Linked DNA regions of Homo sapiens: region 2 is linked to region 1. A link is an interaction called in ENCODE POLR2A ChIA-PET data of the cell type or tissue named here. Cell type or tissue: IMR-90. All regions are shown on one strand. Links, peaks and the distances in the headings refer to the core of each region. The heading gives the core; the rest is flanking DNA. Region 1 overlaps ME3 (malic enzyme 3). Region 2 has its middle 63 kb from the start of ME3.

What was found. ChIA-PET counts read pairs that join two places held together with the same protein. Peaks named below come from ENCODE experiments on the same cell type or tissue, not always from the same donor. Only the 100,000 strongest peaks of a DNase experiment are listed, where the experiment ranks them.
Region 2: POLR2A ChIA-PET joins it to region 1 with 5 read pairs; 3 of 35 experiments call an interaction of 5 or more read pairs at or near these places.

The regions. Positions count from the first base shown.
Region 1 is chr11:86,581,181-86,585,587 of GRCh38, forward strand. The region is part of intron 2 of ME3 (malic enzyme 3); the gene reads right to left. Among named protein-coding and RNA genes, the nearest start is that of ME3, 89 kb to the right of the region's middle. In IMR-90, for the core only: no CTCF peak of the experiment used is centred there; no DNase peak of the experiment used is centred there.
Region 2 is chr11:86,733,456-86,737,862 of GRCh38, forward strand. No RefSeq gene overlaps it. Among named protein-coding and RNA genes, the nearest start is that of ME3, 63 kb to the left of the region's middle. In IMR-90, for the core only: no CTCF peak of the experiment used is centred there; DNase peaks (open chromatin) are centred at 2,356 and 2,716; H3K27ac peaks cover 1,278 bases.

The DNA.
Region 1 (4,407 bases), core at 86-4,085:
ATAAAAGTACTGTTTTGCTAAACTTTTGCTTGTGTGTGTATGTGTGTGTATACACATGCATCCATGTGTAATTGGTATGTATGTGTACTAGCTTGTGGTATAAAGTGTACTTTTAACGATAGGTTGTGATTTAAACATTTTGAGGAATACTGTAGCATAGGATAATGATTATGAGTGATGGATCAGACTGCCAAAGTTTGAATGTCAACTCTGACCCTTACTAGCTGCATGGCCTAGGTATATTTTAACCTTTCAAGTTTCAGTTTTCTCCCCTAGGAAAAAAATAACTCATAATGTGTGTAAAGTGTGCAACAGAGTGCCTGATGCTTAGAAAGGACTCACTAAATTAATGTCAACTATTGCATTTTAAGTGAAGCAGTTTGGGTAAAAAGTTGATGGCAAGCAAGAGCAATGCTTTGCATTATGTCCCCAGAATCATTTTAATTCCAGATGCATACATTCATCTGCTTGCTGGCTATCCCCACATACATGTCTCAGAGGCATGTCAAACACCACATGCCCCAAACCAAGCTCATCTTCCTGCATTCCCTACTCAGCAATGGTACCACCAGCTACCCAGTAACCCAGTAAAAACTGGAGAGTCACCCTGGATTCCTCACCACTCAACCTATATATGCAGTCAAGTCATTAATAAGTTCAGTGATTTTCTATCTCCTGAATAGTTCTAATTTCCTCCTCTGTTATCCATCCTCCTTATAATCCCTGTTCTTTCCAATATTGAAATCACACCTTGTCTGCTATTAAACTAAAATCCTGCAACTCCTGAATTCTAGTCTTCACTCCTACTGTTCTGCCCCTGGAATACACCTTTTAGAACTTCTGCCAGACTGTCATTTTCCAAAAACCAAATCTGATAATTTTCTTGCTAACTTAAAACATCTTTAGCAAAGCCTGCAAGGCTCTTCATAAGCTGTGCATCATTTTTGGCTTTGCCACCAGCCACTCTTCCATGGGTGGCCTTTAATAGAGCAAACTATACCATTCCCAGAAGAAGCAGGCATTTTCATACCTCTTTGTGTGCATGTGGTAGTTCCTCTGTTGGGAATGACCTTCTGTGCCCATCTACTAATCAGTATAGTGGATTAGAGGATGAAGAAGACATTGATTGAAACTTACATTTAAAATTAAAAATTCAGTGTGCATCAGAAGCACCTTAGCTGGTGGGTTAAAATTCAAGTCCTTGGCCCCTACCTGTAAATGTTGATTCCAGGGCTTTTTACCTGCACCCCTGGTGATTATGAGAAACTGCACCAGAAGAAAGATAAAAGTCCTGTACAAATGCTAATCCTTAACACACATTCAGAAGTAGAGGTGACAACCTTGTCCTTGGGAAATATCTCAATAGAAATTCAATTTGGAGCATTTCCTAAGGAGAGTGGATAAGTGCTGACTTATTAGTAAAGATAGGACTTTTTAAATGAGCAGCAATGACAAGAAGGAAAAATACTGCTACTTAATGTAATTATCTATTAATGTTAGTGCCTTAAAATATAAAAACTGCATACTGCTAAAGCACAATGATAGCACTGGTCCGACACTGTTGTAGTGAGATCTCTTTCCCCCTAGAAGAAAACCCCACGGGAGTCCTGCTACTGGGTAAGTTTATAACTAGAGAAAATCAGTTGCCTCACCTGCACACAACACAGAGGCCCAGTTGTTTCCACCGAGTCTGAAACAAAAGGCTTTCTCTGTATTATCCATGGTAAGGAAAAAAAAAAAAAGAAGACAGAACAGAAGCTTCAAGTTAAGTATCTGGGCGTTAGTGGCAGTTAAAACTTGGTGAGAAACCAAGATCAGAGGCTGGCTTTTTATAGGGAACAAATTTCCGAAGCATTTTTATGGCTGAAAGTTTATGCAAACCAGATAACCCAAGGCTTACAGATAAGGATCTTAGAAAGGGTTATGCTGTCTCTTTTGAGCTGTCCACCACCAGACCCACCCTGTTTACTCAGCCTAATCATTCATTCATTCATTCATTCCCTCTTTCATTTAATGAGCACAGACTGTGTGATATACATAGTGCTAGGTATACGTGGAAAGAAAGATGATGAAGCCTAAATCTCACATTCCACTGGGGGAGTTGACACAGCAGATATTAGGTTGATGCAAAAGTAATTGTGGGTTTTGCCATTAAAAGCAAAAACTGCAATTACTTTTGCACCAACCGAATACAAGATGTAGTGATTTGTCATTCAAACGAAAATGGTTATCAAATAAAGTGATGCTATTCATTCCTCAAAAATTTGTAGGGCATCTACTTTGTATAATGAAGTATGTCTGGCAGTGGTTGTTAGCTGGGAAAAACAAAGGTTCATTTTCTAATAGTAAAGACAGCTATTAAATAAATAATCACCCAATTAATTAATTCATTCGAAGAAATACTACAAAGCAGGTGCAGTGGATGCTGTTAAAGGACATAAGGAACCCCAGGAGTCCTGATGTCATTTTCTTTGTGTTGGGAATGGTATGTGATTAGAAGAGACTTCCCTGAGGAAGCAATATCCAAAATGAGATATGACAGATAAATAAAGAGTTAATTGTCTTCAACAATGGTATTGAGAAAACTGTATATCCACATGTAAAATAATGAAATTAACCCTTATCTTATATTGAAAAATGGATTACAGATGTAAAATGTAAGACCTGAAACTATAAAACTCCTAGAAGAAAACATAGGGGAAAAACTTTATGACATTGGACTTGGCAATGATTTTATAGATACAATATCAAAAGCACAGGCAAAAACAGTAAAAATAAACAAGTGGGACTGTATCAAACTAAAATGCCTCTGCACAGCAAAGAAAACAATCCACAGAGTGAAAAGGCAACCTACAGAATGGGAAAAAGTATTTGGAAATCATATATTTGATAAGGAGTTAATTTCCAAAATATATAAGGAACTCTTACAACTCAATGGCAACCCCCTCCAATAACCTGATTGTAAAATGGGCTAAGGACCTGAATAGACATGTTCCCAGAAAAGACACAAATATCCAACAGGTATATGAAAAGATGCTCAACATCACTAATCATTAGGGAAATGCAAATTAAAACCACAATGTGTTATTACCTCACCTCTGTTAGAGTGGATATTATCAAAAAAACAAAAGGTAACAAGTATTGGTGAGGCTATGGAAAAAATGGAACCCTTGTACACTGCTGATGGGAGTGTAAAATGGTGTAACCACCATGGAAAACAGTATGGAGGTTCCTTGAAAATTTAAAAATGGAACTACCATATGATCCAGCAATGCCACTTCTGAGTATTTACCCAGAATAATTAAAATCAAAATCTCAAAGAGGTATTAGCACTATTCACAATAGCCAAGATGTAGAAAGGATCTAAATGTCCCTTGACAGATAAATGGAGGATAAAAGGGCATATACATAAAATGGAATATTATTCAGCCTTAAAAATATGGAATGCCTGCAATATACAACAATATGGATGAATCTTGAGGACATTATGCTAAACACAATGAGCCAGTCACAGAAGGACAAATACTGCCTGATTCCACTTACATGAGGTATCTAAAATAATCCTACTCATAGAAGCAAATAATAAAATGGTGGTTTCCAGGGATTAGAGGTAGGAGGAAATGGGAAGTTTCTAATCAATGGGTATACGATTTCAGTTATGAAAAATGAAGTTCTAGAGATCTGCTATATAACATTGTGTCTGCAGATAACAATACCATATTATACACTTAAAAATGTGTTAAGAGGGTAGAGCTCATGGCAAATGTTCTCACCACAGTGAAAAAAACTGTGATAAAGACTAATAATACATCTTCAAACATAACAACAAAAAAGAGTTAATTAGGCCAAGTGGTGGTGCTCGGGGTAGGGGTGGTGTTGAGCAGCTTTCTAGGCAAAGAAACACCACGTTCAAGGCTTGGAAAAGGGAAGGTGCACAGACAGGACCAAGACTGTGCAGTGTGTAGGTGACTTTGCTGAGGACTTAGGTTTTCAGCTTCAGGGCAATGAGAAACTACTGAAAGTTTTAAACAGAAGAGGCATAATTAAATCTGTGTTCTTTAGAAAAGATCATTTTGGCTGCAGTGAGGAGAATTTTTGGAAGGGTCCAAGAATGTGCTGATAAATTAGAAGTTTCCTGCAATGGTCCAGTTAAGAGGCAATGGTAGCTTGTGCTAGGATGGTGGAATGCAGCTGGAGAGAAGCAGGAGGATAAGAGATACATGGGGGAGAAAAAATGCACAGGATCTGGTGATAGATGAGATTTGGGGGTTGAGTGAGAGAGAGGGGTCAAGGATCACTGCCATCACAACTGGATGAATGGTTGTGGTGTTCACTGAAATGGGACACTAATGATGAAGACCAGGACTGGTTTTGGGTGGGAGTGGAAGGAGAGGAGCTCATCTCAAG
Region 2 (4,407 bases), core at 185-4,184, 150 kb after region 1:
CACAATCATTTCAGTAGATGCAGAAAATATATTCGACAAAATCTAACTATGTTTCATAAAAAAATATTCAACTGGGAATAGAAGGTAAGTTCCTCAACCTAATGAAGGGCACCTATGAAAAACCCACAGCTATCATCATGGTTAATGGTGAAAGACTTGAGACTTTCCCTCTAAAATCAAAAACAGGACAAGAATGTATACAGACTTGCCACTTCAATTCAACATTGTATTGAATTAGGCAAGAAAAAAAATAAAAGGGTTCCATAGTGGAAAGGAAGAAGTAAAACTGTCTCCACTATCAAACGAAATGAACTTGTATATAAAAATCCTAAGGAATATAAACAAGCAAAGAAACAAAGAGCTAAAAACCAAACCAAAATAAAACTATAAGAGCCAATAAATAAGTATAGCAAAGTTTCAGGATAAAAAAAAATCAGTTGTATTTTTATATACTAGCAATGAATAATCTTAAAATTAAGAAAACAATTCCATTTATAGCAGCATCAAAAAGAATGAAATGCCTAGGAATAAATGTAACCAAAATGCATATCTGTATAGATATATATAGGTGTTTTTGAGACAGAGTCTTGCTCTGTCACCCAGGCTGGAGTGCAGTGGTGTGATCTCAGCCCACTGCAACCTGCACCTCCTGGGTTCAAGTGATTCTCCTGCCTCAGCATGACAAGTAGCTAGGACTATAGAGGCCCATCGCCACACCCAGCTAATTTTTCTATTTTTAGTAGAGACAGGGTTTCACCATGTTGGCCAGGCTGGTCTTGAACTCCTGACCTTGGGTGATCCACCTGCCTCGGCCTCCCAAAGTGCTGGGATTACAGGCATGAGCCACTGTGCCCAGCCACAAGAAATACATATTAAAAATTATAAAACATTATGGAGAGAATTTAAAGATCTAAATGAATGGAAAGACATCCTATGTTCATGGACTGGAAGACAATGTTATTAAGATGGCAATACTTCCCAAATTGATCTACAGAGTCAACACAATCCTAACAAAATCCTAGCTGCTTTTTTTTTTTTTTTACAGAATTCAACAAACAAGCTATCCTAAATTCAAATGGAAATGCAAAGATTCAGAAAAGGCAAAACAATCTTGAAAAAGAACAAAATAGAAAGACTCATTCAGTTTCTGATTTCAAAACTTACTACAAAGCTACAGCAATCAAGACAGCATGATACTAGCATAAGACTCTCTCTCTCTATATATATATACACAATATACATATATATTATATATATATACAATATACATATATATTATATATATATACAATATACATATATATTATATATATATACAATATACATATATATTATATATATATACAATATACATATATATTATATATATATACAATATACATATATATTATATATATAGTGTGTGTATATATATATGTGTGTGTATATATATATATAAAATAGAATTCAGACCAAGAAATAAAGCCTAGTCCATTGATTTTCAAAAAGGGTGCCAACATGTTCAATAGAAAAACTTATTTCGACAAATGGTGAAAGGTTATTTTGACAAGTCGTGCTGGGGCAACTGGATATCCACATGCAAAATAAAGTTGGACTCCTACTTTACACCATATACAAAAATTAACTCGAAATGGCTCAAAGACCAAAATGTAAGTGCTAAATATATGAAATTCTTAGAATAAAACATAGGTGCAAATCTTTGTGAACTTGAATTAGGCAAAGATTTCTTAAATGTAACACCAAAAGCACAAGCAACGACAAAAAAAAGGTAAGTTGGATTTTCACAGTTTAAAACTGTGTGTTTCATAGAATGCTATCAAGAAAGCAAGAAGTAACTTTCAAAATGGGAAATAAAATTTGCAAATCATATATCTGATAAGGGACTAATAAAGAACTATTACAATTCAACAATAAAAAGACAAGTAACCCAAATAAAAATGGGCAAAAAATTTGTATTGATATTTCTCCAAAGATATACACACATCGTTTCCACTCACATTCCATTGTGAGAACTTATCTGTACAACCACACCTAATGCTAGAGGCCTAGGAGACATAGCCCTTGCCTCAGCAACCACAACTCTATACAGTGGAAGAAAGAGCACAGATTTTTCATGGAGATTTAGCCAGATGTACCTCAGTAGCAATTGTTAACCATGTCACACTGCCATCATCCAAAGCAGAACATGTGGAATGCCTTAATAATCTACTGAGTCTCAAGGTCCCTCCAGTTTGGTCAAGCTCACCTTTGGCCTTTTGGTGTCCACACTGTTATTTTACCCTTGAAGACTGAGAAACTCTTCTCATCTGAGGCACTTGGTATGGTGGTGACACTTGGATTTCCTTTTATCCCATATGGGATATGTAAACTCAGAGCAAGAAAAATATGTGCTTTTTATCATTCATACATAAGGCATTTCCTTTCTTGGCATCTCTGAGGCTGATGAATGAGTTTTTTTTCTCCCTAAATACACTTCATGCTTCATGAGCTATAATGAAAAGAAATGATATGCTCTGAATTCATCTGATTTAGGCACACGCATATTGAATGTCTTGCCATTAAGTATACTTTTTGATGTGTGGTATCCTTATGATCACATTATTTCCCTTTTATGCTAGAAAAAAACACCTGGGGGAGGGCAGGGGAGCAATGCAAAAACTCCCAGCCCAATTTATTTACACTGGGATTAGTTAGCTATGCAATGATGCCAGTAACAAAAGAGTGACCCAAATCCCCAAGCAGGCAAGTGCGCAGAAAGTTATTTTATTTTCAGGGTGAGGTGACCACAAACATATTTGATTTCTACCCCCCGAGAAGTTACAAATCTGACTCTCTGGATTCAACAAAAAGGTAATTATTATGGTTGTAAAGCTCTTTGCAGCTTTGCAAATAGCTTTCAGATTCCCTATTGCAGTGGAGCAGGATGCATAGCTTCACTCACTCATTTAATGTACAGTTAGTGAGTACCTGCTACGTACAAGGCACTGTCTTAGGTATTAGATTTCTATCTCCCTGTTACTTAGGAGAAAACTGAGGCTCAGAGATGTAAAGTAGTGTGCCCATGATCACAGTCAGTGGAATTAGAACATACTTTCCTTAAACCTGGTTCTGTTAAACCAACCCTAGTTTGTCATAGTAACTTGATTATTTACATGTGCCAGGCAAAGCGGTAAGAACTTTATATACTACATCTCATCTGATCTTCTCATCAACCTTGTGAATAGGTATTGTTTCCCTCATTTTACGTATGAAGAAACCAAGGTTTAGAGAAGTCCGGAGGCTTGCCCAAAGTCACAACACGTGTAAGTGGCAGGGCTGAAATCTCTATCTAGCTCTGTCTGTCTGGAACCCTCCTTTGCCTGTACTTTGTCTCTGCTTCTCTCCCTCCCTGTTGATTGGCTGTGCCCATGAGACCCTGTCCATGTGGCCACAGCTGATTGAATAGGGATTGACACCTGCCACAGGGCAGCTTTCCTAAGGCCAGTGCTCTGTAGCACCCTGAGCCAGGCACACTTCAAGGCACAGCCCATACTGGGGGTGTCAGCTGTTGCCGCAGTCCTTGCTCATTCAGGATGGGTCACTGACCTCTGCCTCGTTCGGTTAGGTTCCAAAGTGACTTTTTGCCGTACTTGTTCCCTGCTCTGATAACCAAGAGTGGTCACTCTTTCATCCTTCCCTCATTCTTTCTTCCAGCTTTAATTTCTGGAAATGAGTCTTTGGTTCAATTCTCCCTGGTCAGGATTGGTAACATCATTTTTAGGGCCCAGTGCAAAATTAAAATGTAGAGTTTCTTGTTCAAAAATTATTACAAATTTGGAGATAGCAGCAACAGGACATTGAGTCAAGCATGAGGCTCTTCTGAGTGTGAAACCCTGTGTGTTTAAACAAGTTACATGCACATGAAGCCAGCCCAGGCCCTGGCATAGTTTTTAATGACACTTTTGGAATGGCCCAGATTTTTACCATAGATTCTCCTTCTGTTTTTGCATCACCCCTCCCTGCTCTAACCTGGAACAGGCCAACTTTCACCATGGCTCTGTTAGCACTTATTCTCCATCTCTTGGCCCTTTTACCCATTGTAACCTAATTCTCTAATTTCCTAAGTTCCCAGTAGTCTGTCTCCCCCAAGACCAGTCCCAACTCCCTGACATTCTCATGGGCATCTCACACACTGAGCTTTCCAGACAGTGACCTTGCACTGTATACAGATGGGAGACTGATCAGGAGAGAGAAAAGACTGTGTATGTTTGGCAAAGTATTTGTTTATAAGGATTTTTGGCATCTGGAGTAATTTTTGCTTTTTATTGAATATAGCTCTGCATTTTATAGATGGCTCTCAACTTGGCCTGAGATTCTTGAAGGAAATTTTGGGATTTTTGCCAAACAATAACACAGAGCTTCATATTT